Linked DNA regions of Homo sapiens: region 2 is linked to region 1. Evidence: chromatin loops called from intact Hi-C (ENCODE). Cell type or tissue: CD4-positive, alpha-beta T cell. All regions are shown on one strand. Links, peaks and the distances in the headings refer to the core of each region. The heading gives the core; the rest is flanking DNA.

The links. A loop is a pair of places that touch in the nucleus more often than their neighbours do. Peaks named below come from ENCODE experiments on the same cell type or tissue, not always from the same donor. Only the 100,000 strongest peaks of a DNase experiment are listed, where the experiment ranks them.
Region 2: it touches region 1 in a loop (2.8-fold over the local background); 3 of 110 quality-filtered maps call a loop at or near these places.

What each region holds. Positions count from the first base shown.
Region 1 is chr15:22,754,179-22,762,410 of GRCh38, forward strand. LOC283683 (a long non-coding RNA gene) reads left to right here and starts at 3,679. Exons shown (of 5, transcript NR_040057.1): 1 at 3,679-3,816; 2 at 4,641-4,743. It also overlaps the pseudogene LOC100132817. RefSeq lists a silencer at 3,701-3,930. In CD4-positive, alpha-beta T cell, for the core only: no CTCF peak of the experiment used is centred there; DNase peaks (open chromatin) are centred at 3,373 and 3,733; H3K4me3 peaks cover 924 bases.
Region 2 is chr15:22,803,533-22,806,032 of GRCh38, forward strand. All of the region lies in intron 1 of NIPA1 (NIPA magnesium transporter 1), which reads left to right. Among named protein-coding and RNA genes, the nearest start is that of NIPA1, 18 kb to the left of the region's middle. In CD4-positive, alpha-beta T cell, for the core only: no CTCF peak of the experiment used is centred there; no DNase peak of the experiment used is centred there.

The DNA.
Region 1 (8,232 bases), core at 2,758-5,257:
AAGGAAAGCAACAATTCTAAACTATAAAATCTACTTCAAAAAGCTACATACAGCAAAGCTCAATAAATAAATTATGAAAAAAAAAATATGGGATAAGTTTTATGGTTTAGGAGATACCTTCCTATAAGCCAAAAACCTAAAAAAAATGCTAAAGGTATAGCTTGCTATAGTACGTCGTAGGAGAAATTAACATGTATAAAATCAATAACATTCACATTATGTGATAGTCTACAGCCAAACAATAATAGAAAGCAAGTGAAATGCTTAGCATAGCTATTTAGTCTACTAAATTAGGTTTGTGAAAATGGGAATGCCAAATGCCTTAAGGCTTACAGCAGGTGCAAAAGCAAAACATCAGAGGTCAACCTAAGGATATTTTTAATATAAAATTAATGTACCTGCATTGTAAGCATTTTTTTTTGTATGGTAGAAAGGAAAAAATTCTTGTATTATTCTACTATAAATGTGTATTCTTTGCTCTACTAAATTTGCATGTCATTGTCAGCCTTTCACTTTGTCTTCAGCTAACAAGAACCTCTTGGGTTCATCCTTTGGAGAACCTGATATCATGGAAAATGGACTGAACTAGGAGAAGAGCCTTTGTTTAGACCACATGCTGAGGTCTAGTGGCTTCAATTAAAAATATATAAATGTGGCCGGGCACAGTGGCTCACGCCTGTTAACTCCAGCACTTTGGGATTCTGAGGCGGGCAGATCACGAGGTCAGGAGTTCAAGACCAGCCTGACCAACGTGATGAAATCCCGTCTCTACTAAAAATACAAAAATTAGCTAGGCATGGTGGCACGTGCCTGTAATCCCAGCTACTCAGGAGGCTGACGCAGGAGAATCGCTTGAATCCCGGAGGCGGAAGCTGTAGTGAGCCAAGATCATGCCATTGCACTCTAGCCTGGGACGACAGAGTGAGACTCCATCTCAAAAAAAAAAAAAACAATTATGTGTGTGTGTGTATATATATATATATATATATATATATATGCTTAATCTCTAAGCTTTGGAAGGAACAGCCTATCTACAGAAAAATTTAAAACTTGGTCATGGCAGGTACAGAGCTGGGCCCCATGAATTTTGTTGACATTGGGGTCAGCAGATTCTGTAAATTTTCACTATACCTCTCATATGATCTGCCGCCACACCATTCATACTCTTTTAACTTTATTTCTCCTCATACCAGTAAATTACTAAAACTGCCAAGTTTTTTTTTCACAAATTAGTATTTTTAGCATTCTCTTCCTTCAGTCTGCAATGAAATTCTCTACTCCCCTCCCTCCTCCTTCCTCCTTGACTCCCACTAATGCACATTTGTGTTTTGGTTTCCACACCAAATGAGCTACCTTCAATAAGCATCCCACAACTCCACAGGGAACTTTTGTTTCTCTACCTTCTGTGCTGTGGAAGCACTTGGCTCAGAATGAGAGATCTGTCTGCATTTCAGATCTACAAATTACTCATTGTGTGACCTTGGACATATCCCTAATATTTTTGAGCCTCAGTTTCTCAAAAATTAGAATAAAGATACCAAACTCCTGGGGTTTTGTGAGAGTAAAATGAGACGATGTGTGTAAGAGACTCAGTGCAGTGTCAGTATCTACCATGTGCTATGCACTCTGCGTTTTCTTTTTTTTTTTTTTTTTTTTTTGAGACGGAGTCTCGCTCTGTCACCCAGGCTGGAGTGCAGTGGCGTGATCTTGGCTCATTGCAAACTCTGCCTCCTGGGTTCAAGAGATTCTCCTGTCTCAGCCTTCGAGTAGCTGGGACTACAGGCCCTTGCCACCACGCCTGGCTAATTTTTGTATTTTTAGTAAAGACAGCGTTTCACCATATTGGTCAGGCTGGTCTTGAACTCCTGACCTCAGGTCATCCACCCACCTCGGCATCCGAAAGTGCTGGGATTACAGGTGTGAGCCACCATGCCCGGGCCAACCCATAGCCTTTTGGTCTTCTCTCAGCCAAGGCATCCAGTGAAAATGCAATTTATTTTTCAGATTCCTCTGGAGAATTAAAAAGTCTCTTTTGCGGCTGGACACAGCAACTCCTGTAATCCCAGCACTCTGGGAGGCTGAGGCAGGCAGATCACAAGGTCAGGAGATCGAGACCATCCTGGCCATGGCCAAAATGGTGAAACCTGTCTCTACTAAAAATACAGAAATTAGCTGGGTGTGGTGGCACAGGCCTGTTGTCCCAGCTACGTGGGAGGCTGAGGCAGGAGAATTGCTTGAACCCAGGAGACGGAGGTTGCAGTGGGCCAAGATTGAGCCACTGCACTTGCTCTGGTGAAAGAGCAAGACTCCGTCTCAAAAAAAAAAAAAAAAAAAAAAAAGTCTCTTTTGCATCAAATTGCCATACTCTCTGCTCTTGGTCCTCTTTTCCATGTACTCATTCTTCAAGCATTTATTTTCTCATTGCCTGATCCAGATCATTGCAATGACCAAAAAATGTTCGGATGCTATGATTTTTGTGATATTCTTTTAGCAAGTTAATCACGATGTTGCATTCTTGAGTGTGCAAGTGTGGAGGTAAGTCAGGATGCATCTTTAAGACAAAAAGATGGGTCACGGCAGTGCCACACCACTCACGGCCACACCAGGAGAGCTGAAAGTCACCAACGAAGATGCCTGACCCAGAAGCTGGCTGCTAGGGAGCCAAGCCAGGTCACTCCACATGTGGCCAATGCCCGGGGATGGCCCTCCACCGCCCAAGCTTATTATTATTACTATTATTATTATTTTGAGATGGAGTCTGGCTCTGCCTCCCAGGCTGGAGTGCAGTAGCACGATCTCGGCTCACTGCAACCTCCGCCTCTGGGGTTCAAGCGATTCTCCTGCCTCAGCCTCCCGAGTAGCTGGGACCACAGGCACGTGCCACCTCACCTGGCTAATTTTATTTTTTGAATAGACAGGGTCTTGTTATGTTGCCCAGGCTGGTCTTGAACTCCCGGGCTCAAGCGATCCTCCCACTTCAGCCTCCCAAAGTGCCAAGACTACAGGTGTGAGCCACCACACCTGGCCAAGTTCTACTTTTCTAATATTTAAAATATGAAATAGGCCGGGCACGGTGGCTCACACCTGTAATCCCAGAACTTTGGGAGGCTGAGGCGGGCAGATCACCAGAGGTCAGGAGTTCGTGACCAGCCTGGCCAACATGATGAAACCCCGTCACTACTGAAAATACAAAAATTAGCCAGGTGTGGTAGCAGATGCCTGTAATCCCAGCTACTCGGAAGGCTGAGGCACCTAAACCGGGGAGGTGGAGGTTGTAGTGAGCCGCTACCATGCCACTGCACTCCAGTCTCGGCGACGCAATGAGACTCTGTCTCAAAAAAAAAAAAAATAGATGATGTCAGTGATTTCTATTACATGAGGTCTGGAAGCACTCTGTACGTGATTGCTCCACGTTTAGTGGTGCTAAGTTCAAATAATTCAGGTGGTGAGAAACTGACTTCCGTAGGAGTGCGGGTGTGCGTGCGTGCCGCGGAAATCCCGCCTTCTGGCACCTGCGGTTGCCCCCTGGCCTCAGCCGGTGGGCTCCCAAGTAGGAAGATAAACCGCATTGCAGGAAGCGGGAGAGTCCGGAGGAGCGGCGAAGCGCTCCTCTTCCCCATTGGCTGCGCCCACGGAGCCGCCTTGCGATTGGCCCTAAGCGCGGGTGGCGGGGGTCGGGAGAGGCGTCAGGATCCCTGGCGCCGCCTGAGCCAGCGGCTGCTAGGAGGCTGTGTCCGCAAGCCAGCGGGGCGAGGCGGCTGGGCCCTGCGCGTCAGGTCCCGGCCTGGGGCACCGGGGCTGCCAGCGTCGGAGGAGGTGCGGGCGCTGGGTTGACGGGCGGCCGAACGGGGGGCCTGCGCGGACCGCCCGCGGCGCAGCCTTGGGTCTGTCTCCATGTCTAAGTGGTGGTGGCTGTGGGTTTTTCTGCAGGTGATCCTTTTGAGTAATTTGTTTCACGCAGGCGCCCTGCTGTAGGGTAAAGCGGCAGATTCGTGCTGCTGTCATTTGTCGTTCAAACTGTGGGCTTCTTGACCAGGCGCGGTGGCTCAAGCCTGTAATCCCAGCACTTTGGGAGGCCGAGGCGGGCGGATCACGAGGTCAGGAGATGGAGATCATCCTGGCTAACACGGCGAAACCCTGTCTCTACTAAAAATACAAAAAATTAGCTGGGCGTGGTGGCGGGCGCCTGCAGTCCCAGCTACTCGGGAGGCTGAGGCAGGACAATGGTGTGAACCCGGGAGGTGGAGCTTGCAGTGAGCTGAGATTCCGCCACTGCACTCAAGACTGGGTGACAGAGGGAGACTCCATCTCAAAACAAAACAAAAAACGATGGGCTTTCTGTCATGTGTGTGTGTACCTTTTGGATTTGAGGGCAGGGGGATGACATTGTGATCTGGCCTCCTGAGAAACCAGGCACACCCTGCCTACCTTGGAAGGAGGCTTTCCCTTCCCCACCTCCCTCTCCCTCCATCTGTTCCCTCTTTCCCTCTCTGCACTTCACTCCGGTCCCCCAGCTCTTCTCTCCCATCTTTTTGTTCTCTGTCTCTCTCTTTTGTTTTTTTTCTGCATTAAACCTTTCCGGAGTGTCTTTGTAAAATAGTAAAAAGCGTTAGGTCTTCAACATGTATGTTTACTTGCAGGCCTGAGAACTGGGAGGAAGCTGGAGAAAAGATGCCCTCTGAATCTTTGTGTTTGGCTGCCCAGGCTCGCCTTGACACCGAATGGTTGAAAACAGATATACAGGTGGGGTTTGACATGTGTTTTTCTTGGTGTATTTCTGCTTCCATGTTTAAATTTCTCGTGTAAGGCTTTTTTTTAGGGTATGTAAGGGGAAGTCAGTTGTATCTTGCTATATTAGAGGATCAGGTTTGTTTCCTGTAACTTAAAATGTAACAGTCTTCATGGCTGTTTTTGTAGATCGTGCAGGGCTGCCTTTTAATTAGTTTCTTGCAAGTGCAGGAAACGAGATTTATTAATAGGCAAAATTTTTTTCTTAATTATTATTACTGGTTGAGAAATCTGCTACACTCCTAACCATATCATGGTGACTGTTGTTTGTTACTGATAGTTTTTGAGCTGTTGAGTTAACTGTGGAGGGCAAAATTGGAGAAGTAAGTTGCAGTAATTATGGCCGCTAGAAACTCACTCCTTTTATGAGGTCTTTTGTTTGTGTTTCTGGAGAGAAAAGAGTTAGTTCAGTTGAGCTGTTTGTTTTGTATTTGTAACCAATACAAGGACTGAGGACAATTATGTTGAAACTGAGGTCATAATGTTGGGATCTTAAGGGCTGAAGGTTCCAAATAAATGGTATGTATAGAATTCTCTCTGACTTGAAATTTTCCCTTTCCGGACCTCCAGATGCTGAGGCTAGGAGTGTCCATATGACAGTGCCTTCCATGACTGGAGTCAGCAACCTTTTTTTTTTTTTTTTTACACGTATCAGTAATTCATTCTCTATATTTTGAAAAGTTTTAACCTCTTCTTCCTAGCCCTCCAGTATTTGTTAATAAATTAAAACGTTTCCCAAAGTGTTTTTTGTGAAACAATAATTCTAAAAGATGCTCTAGAAAAGCTAAGTACATGGAAAAATCCAAAGTGTATATTTTATTTATTACATTTCATGAATTTTTGTTTTTGTTTTTTCCTCTTGAGAGGGAGTCTTGCTCTGTCTCTCAGGCTGGAGTGCAGTGGCATGATCTTGGCTCACTGCAACCTCCGCCTCCTGGGTTCAAGCAGTTCTCTGCCTTAGCCTCCAGAGTAGCTAGGATTACAGGTGCCCTCCACCACGGCCAGCTAATTTTTGTGTTTTTAGTAGAGACAGAGTTTCACCATATTGGCCAGGCTGGTCTTGAACTCCTGACCTCATGATCCACCCTCCTTGGCCTCCCAAAGTGCTGGGATTACAGGTGTGAGCCACTGTGCCTGGACCACATTTGATGACTTTTTTTGTCCTTTGTTCTTTTAAAAATCATGGTTAGAAAGCAGAGCATAATTGTTCTTTACGTAGAACCCAACTGATTGGGGTTTTTAGGGAGACGTTTTGACATTCAGTAAATGTTTTTGTTTTCCATTATTAAGACTATGAATTTTTTATTTTACTTTCTGAGACAGGGTCTTGCTCTGTTGCCCAGGCTGGAGTGCAGTGGCGTGATCTTGGCTCACTGCAACCTCTGCCTCCCGGGTTCAAGCAGTTCTCCTGCCTCAGCCTCCCGAGTAGCTGGCATTACAGGTGCCCGCCACCACTACCCTCCCCCTTTCAGGTTCAAGCGATCCTCTGCCTCAGCCTCCTGAGTAGCTGGGATTACAGGTGCACGCCAGCATGCCCGGCTAATTTTTGAATTTTTAGTAGAGACGAGGTTTCACCGTGTTGGTTAGATTGGTCTCGAATTCCTGACCTTGTGATCCACCCGCCTCGGTCTCCCAAAGTGCTGGGATTACAGGCCTGAGCCACATTTTTAGTAGAGATGGGGTATCACTATGTTGGCCAGGCTGCTCTGGAACTCCTGACCTCAAGTGATCCCCTCACCTCGGCTTCCCAAAGTGCTAGGATTACAGATGTAAGCTACCACGCCTAGCCGTATTTTGTATTTTTAGTAGAGATGGGGTTTTGCTGTGTTGGCCAGGCTGGTCTTGATCTCCTGGGTGCAAGTGATCATCCCACATTGGCCTCTCAAAGTGCTGGGATTACAGGCATGAGCCACCACACCTGGCCAATGGGAGGTCTCGCTTCCCTTCTCTCCAGCATTCCATAAGCAATGTGTTTCGGTAGTATGTGTTCGATTTTCTCTATGTATACTTTGAACCCTACAGTAGTGAAAGGAAGAGTAGACAACTTTGAAGTTGTTGTGGTGTGGTCTTTGAGCTGGTGGTGCTAATTACTCTTGGTTGTTTTCGTGGCCTCCAGTGACTTCATCCTGCTTTTGCTGTTGTAAAGTGTTGTAATTTATGCTCCTGAGAATAACTCTTGAGGTGTACTTAGGGTTCTTGTCTGCTTCCCGGTGACTGTCGAAGCTTTTCATCTTGAAGAAGGGAGATGAGCAGTGTTCCAGTACACTGAGTTTAAAATTAAGAATGTTGCATTTTTTTAATGTGTAAAATTTATAGCCAGCTGTAGGGTAGGGGTGGCCTACTTTCTCTAAAGGGCCAGAAAGTAAATATTTTAAGGTCTCAATGGACCCTATGGTCTCTGTCATAGCCATGAGACCTTGCAGATTTAGTGCCAAAGTAGCCACAGACAATACCACGTCAGCGGGCAGGGGACGTTCATTCTGTAAAGTGTATTTATGGACACCAAAAGATGAAGTCCACCGAATGTTTGCAAGTCACAAAATACTGTTTTTCTTTTGAATGTTTTTCAATTATTAAAAAATATAAAATACAGTGGCCGGGCATGGTGGCTCACACCTGTAATCCCAGCACTTTTAGAGGCTGAGGCAGGCGGATCACCTGAGGTCAGGAGTTCGAGACCAGCCTGGCCAGCATGGTGAAACCCCATCTCTACTAAAAACAAAAAATTAGCGGGGCATGGTGATGCACGCCTGTAATCCCAGCTCCTCGGAGGCTGAGGCAGGAGAATCACTTGAACCTGGGAGAATCGCTTGAGCCTGGGAGGCAGAGGTTGTGATGAGCCAAGACTCTGTCTCAAAAGAACAACAAAAATAAAATACTTTCTCTGCGTTCAGACCATACACAAAGAGGCTGTGGGCTGGGTTTGGCCCCTGGGCTGTGGTTAGTGACCCCAAACACACACACACATACACACACGTAGGGCAGAGTCTGGCATTTAGAGCCAGCACCTGTGTTCTCACCTGAGCTGTGTTCCTGGCTGGGTTCTGCTGTGTATTCTGTGACCCAAGATGTCTGTCTACCTTGGTAAACTGGAGACAACAAAGCCTGCCTCCTTCAAGGTTGTTTGTAAAGATTTAAAAGGGTAATGTATTGTTGTTAGGCCAGATGCTTTGCATAGTACATGTTAGGTTATTTTCACTTTTTTTTTTTTTTTTTGAGACAGAGTCCTACTCTGTTGTACAGGCTGGAGTCCAGTGGCGAGATTCCAGCTCACTGCAACCTCTGCCTCCCAGGTTCAAGCAATTCTCCTGCCTCAGCCTCTCGAGCTGCTGGGATTACAGGTGGCTGCCACCATGCCAGGCCAATTTTGATATTTTTAGTAGAGATCGGGTTTCACCATGTTGGCCAGGCCGGTCTCAAACTCCTGACCTCAAGTGATCCACC
Region 2 (2,500 bases), core at 1-2,500, 47 kb after region 1:
GAGTCTCACTCTGTTGCGTAGGCTGGAGTGCAGTGGCGTGATCTTGGCTCACTGCAACCTCTGCCCCCCTGGTTCAAGTGATTCTCCTGCCTCAGCCTCCTGAGTAGCTGGGATTACAGGCACCTGCTACCGGGCCCGGCTAATTTTTTTTTTTTTTTTTTTTTTGAGACAGAGTCTTGCTCTGTCGCCCAGGCTGGAGTGTAGTGGCGTGATCTCAGCTCACTGCAGACTCTGCCTCCCAAGTTCATGCCATTCTCCTGCCTCACGCTCCCGAGTAGCTGGGACTACAGGCACCCGCCACCACGCCCGGCTAATTTTTTGTATTTTTAGTAGAGACGGGGTTTCACTGTGTTAGCCAGAATGATCTCGAGCTCCTGACCTTGTGATCTGCCCGCCTCGGCCTCCGAAAGTGCTGGGATCACAGGCGTGAGCCACCGTGCCCGGCCTTGTTTTTGTTTTTTTGAGACAGGGTCTCACTCTGTTGCCCAGGCTGGAATGCAGTGGCGTGATCTTGGCTCACTGCAACCTCTGCCTCCCTAGTTCGAGCGATTCTCCTGCGTCAGCGTCCTGAGTAGCTGGGATTACAGGCATGAACCACCACATCCAGCTAATTTTTTAAATTTTTAGTAGAGACGGGGTTTCATCATGTTGGCCAGGCTGGTGTCGAACCCCTGACCCCAGGTGATTCACCCACCTCAGCCTCCCAAAGTGCAAGGATTACAGGTGTGAGCCACCGCACCCAGCTGGGCCCGGCTAATTTTTGTATTTTTAGTAGAGAAAGGGTTTCACCATCTTGGCCAGGCTGGTCTTGAACTCCTGACCTCGTGATCCACCCGCCCCGGCCTCCTAAAGTGCTAGGATTACAGTCATGAGCCACTGCGCCTGGCCTAAAAGTTCCTCTTGAGGAGCACGAATGTTTAGTTTTGTTGAAGTCTAATTTGTCTGTTTTTTTCCTATCTGGTCGGTGCTTTTGATTTCTGCCTGAGAAATCTTTGTCTCTCCTCAGGTCACAATGGCATCTTCTTGTGTGTTCTTAGAGCTTCACAGCTTTAGTGTTTAGCGTTAGGTCCGTAAGCCACGTTGAGTTACAGGATGGTCTGAGGCATGAATTAAACTTCAACGTTTTCTCTACAACATCCAGTTGGTCCAGCACCATTTGTTGGAGACTTTTCCATTGAATTGTACTGGTGCTTCATTCAGTCTGTGATCTGGCTGTACATGTATGGACCGATTTCTGAACTCTATTCCGTTGTGTTTGTCTATCCTTATGCCAGTACCATACTGTCTTGATTATATAGTTTTATAGTAAATTTTTTTTTTTTTAAGACGGAGTCCGCTCTGTCGCCCAGGCTGGAGTGCAGTGGCGCAATCTTGGCTCACTGCAAGCTCCGCCTCCTGGGTTCACACCATTCTCCTGCCTCAGCCTCCCGAGTGAGTAGCTGGGACTACAGGCACCTGCCACCATGCCTGGCTAATTTTTTGCATTTTTAGTAGAGATAGGATTTCACTGTGTTAGCCAGGATGGTCTCAATCTCCTGACCTCATGATCCACCTGCCTCAGCCTCCCAAAGTGCTGGGATTACAGGCGTGAGCCACCATGCCCAGCCTATGGTAAATCTTAAAATTAGATAGTATATGTCATAAAACTTTGTCTTTTTTCCATAATTGCCAAACTATTTCTTAGGAAAAATAAGTTCTGCATATCTAATAACCAACAGGCAAAAGAACTTCAAATATTAAGTCCATGAGTTAAGTTGGTGCACAGCAGTGCTCAGTTAATGTTTCAGAAGGCAGTTAATGCCTTCCTCTGGCTGTGCCGGTGTCAGGAAAGAATATTTATTTATTCTTAGTCCTTCTTAGAGAACTCTGTAGGACCGGGCGCGGTGGCTCACGCCTGTAATCCCAGCACTTTGGGAGGCCGAGGTGAGCGGATCACCTGAGGTCAGGAGTACAAGACCATCCTGACCAATATGGTGAAACCCTGTCTCTACTAAAAATACAAAAATTAGCTGGGTGTGGTGGCGCAGCCTGTAATGCCAGCTACTCAGGAGGCTGAGGCAGGAGAACTGTTTGAACCCAGGAGTCAGAGGTTGCAGTGAGCAGAGATCACACCAGTGCACTCCAGCCTGGGCAAGAGAGTGAGACTCTGTCTCAAAAAGAAAAAGAAAAAGAAAAATCTGTAAAAACTATGTTACATCTTTTTTATACATTAATTTACAAAGAACTAGTTATCCACTCTTGCTTGGCTTTTATCAGCAACTTCTGTTGTTGATGTTAGAAGCACACATAAGTGGAAGCAATCTTTTTGTGGAATAATTAGAAGGTAAATACATTGGATGCCCATCTATATTTTTATACTATAAAGCTGTATTTTATTTATTTTTTTTTACTTATTTATTTATTTATTTTGGGATGGAGTCTCACTCTGTCGCCCAGGCTGGAGTGCAGTGGCGCGATCTCGGCTCACTGCAAGCTCCGCCTTCTGGGTTCACACCATTCT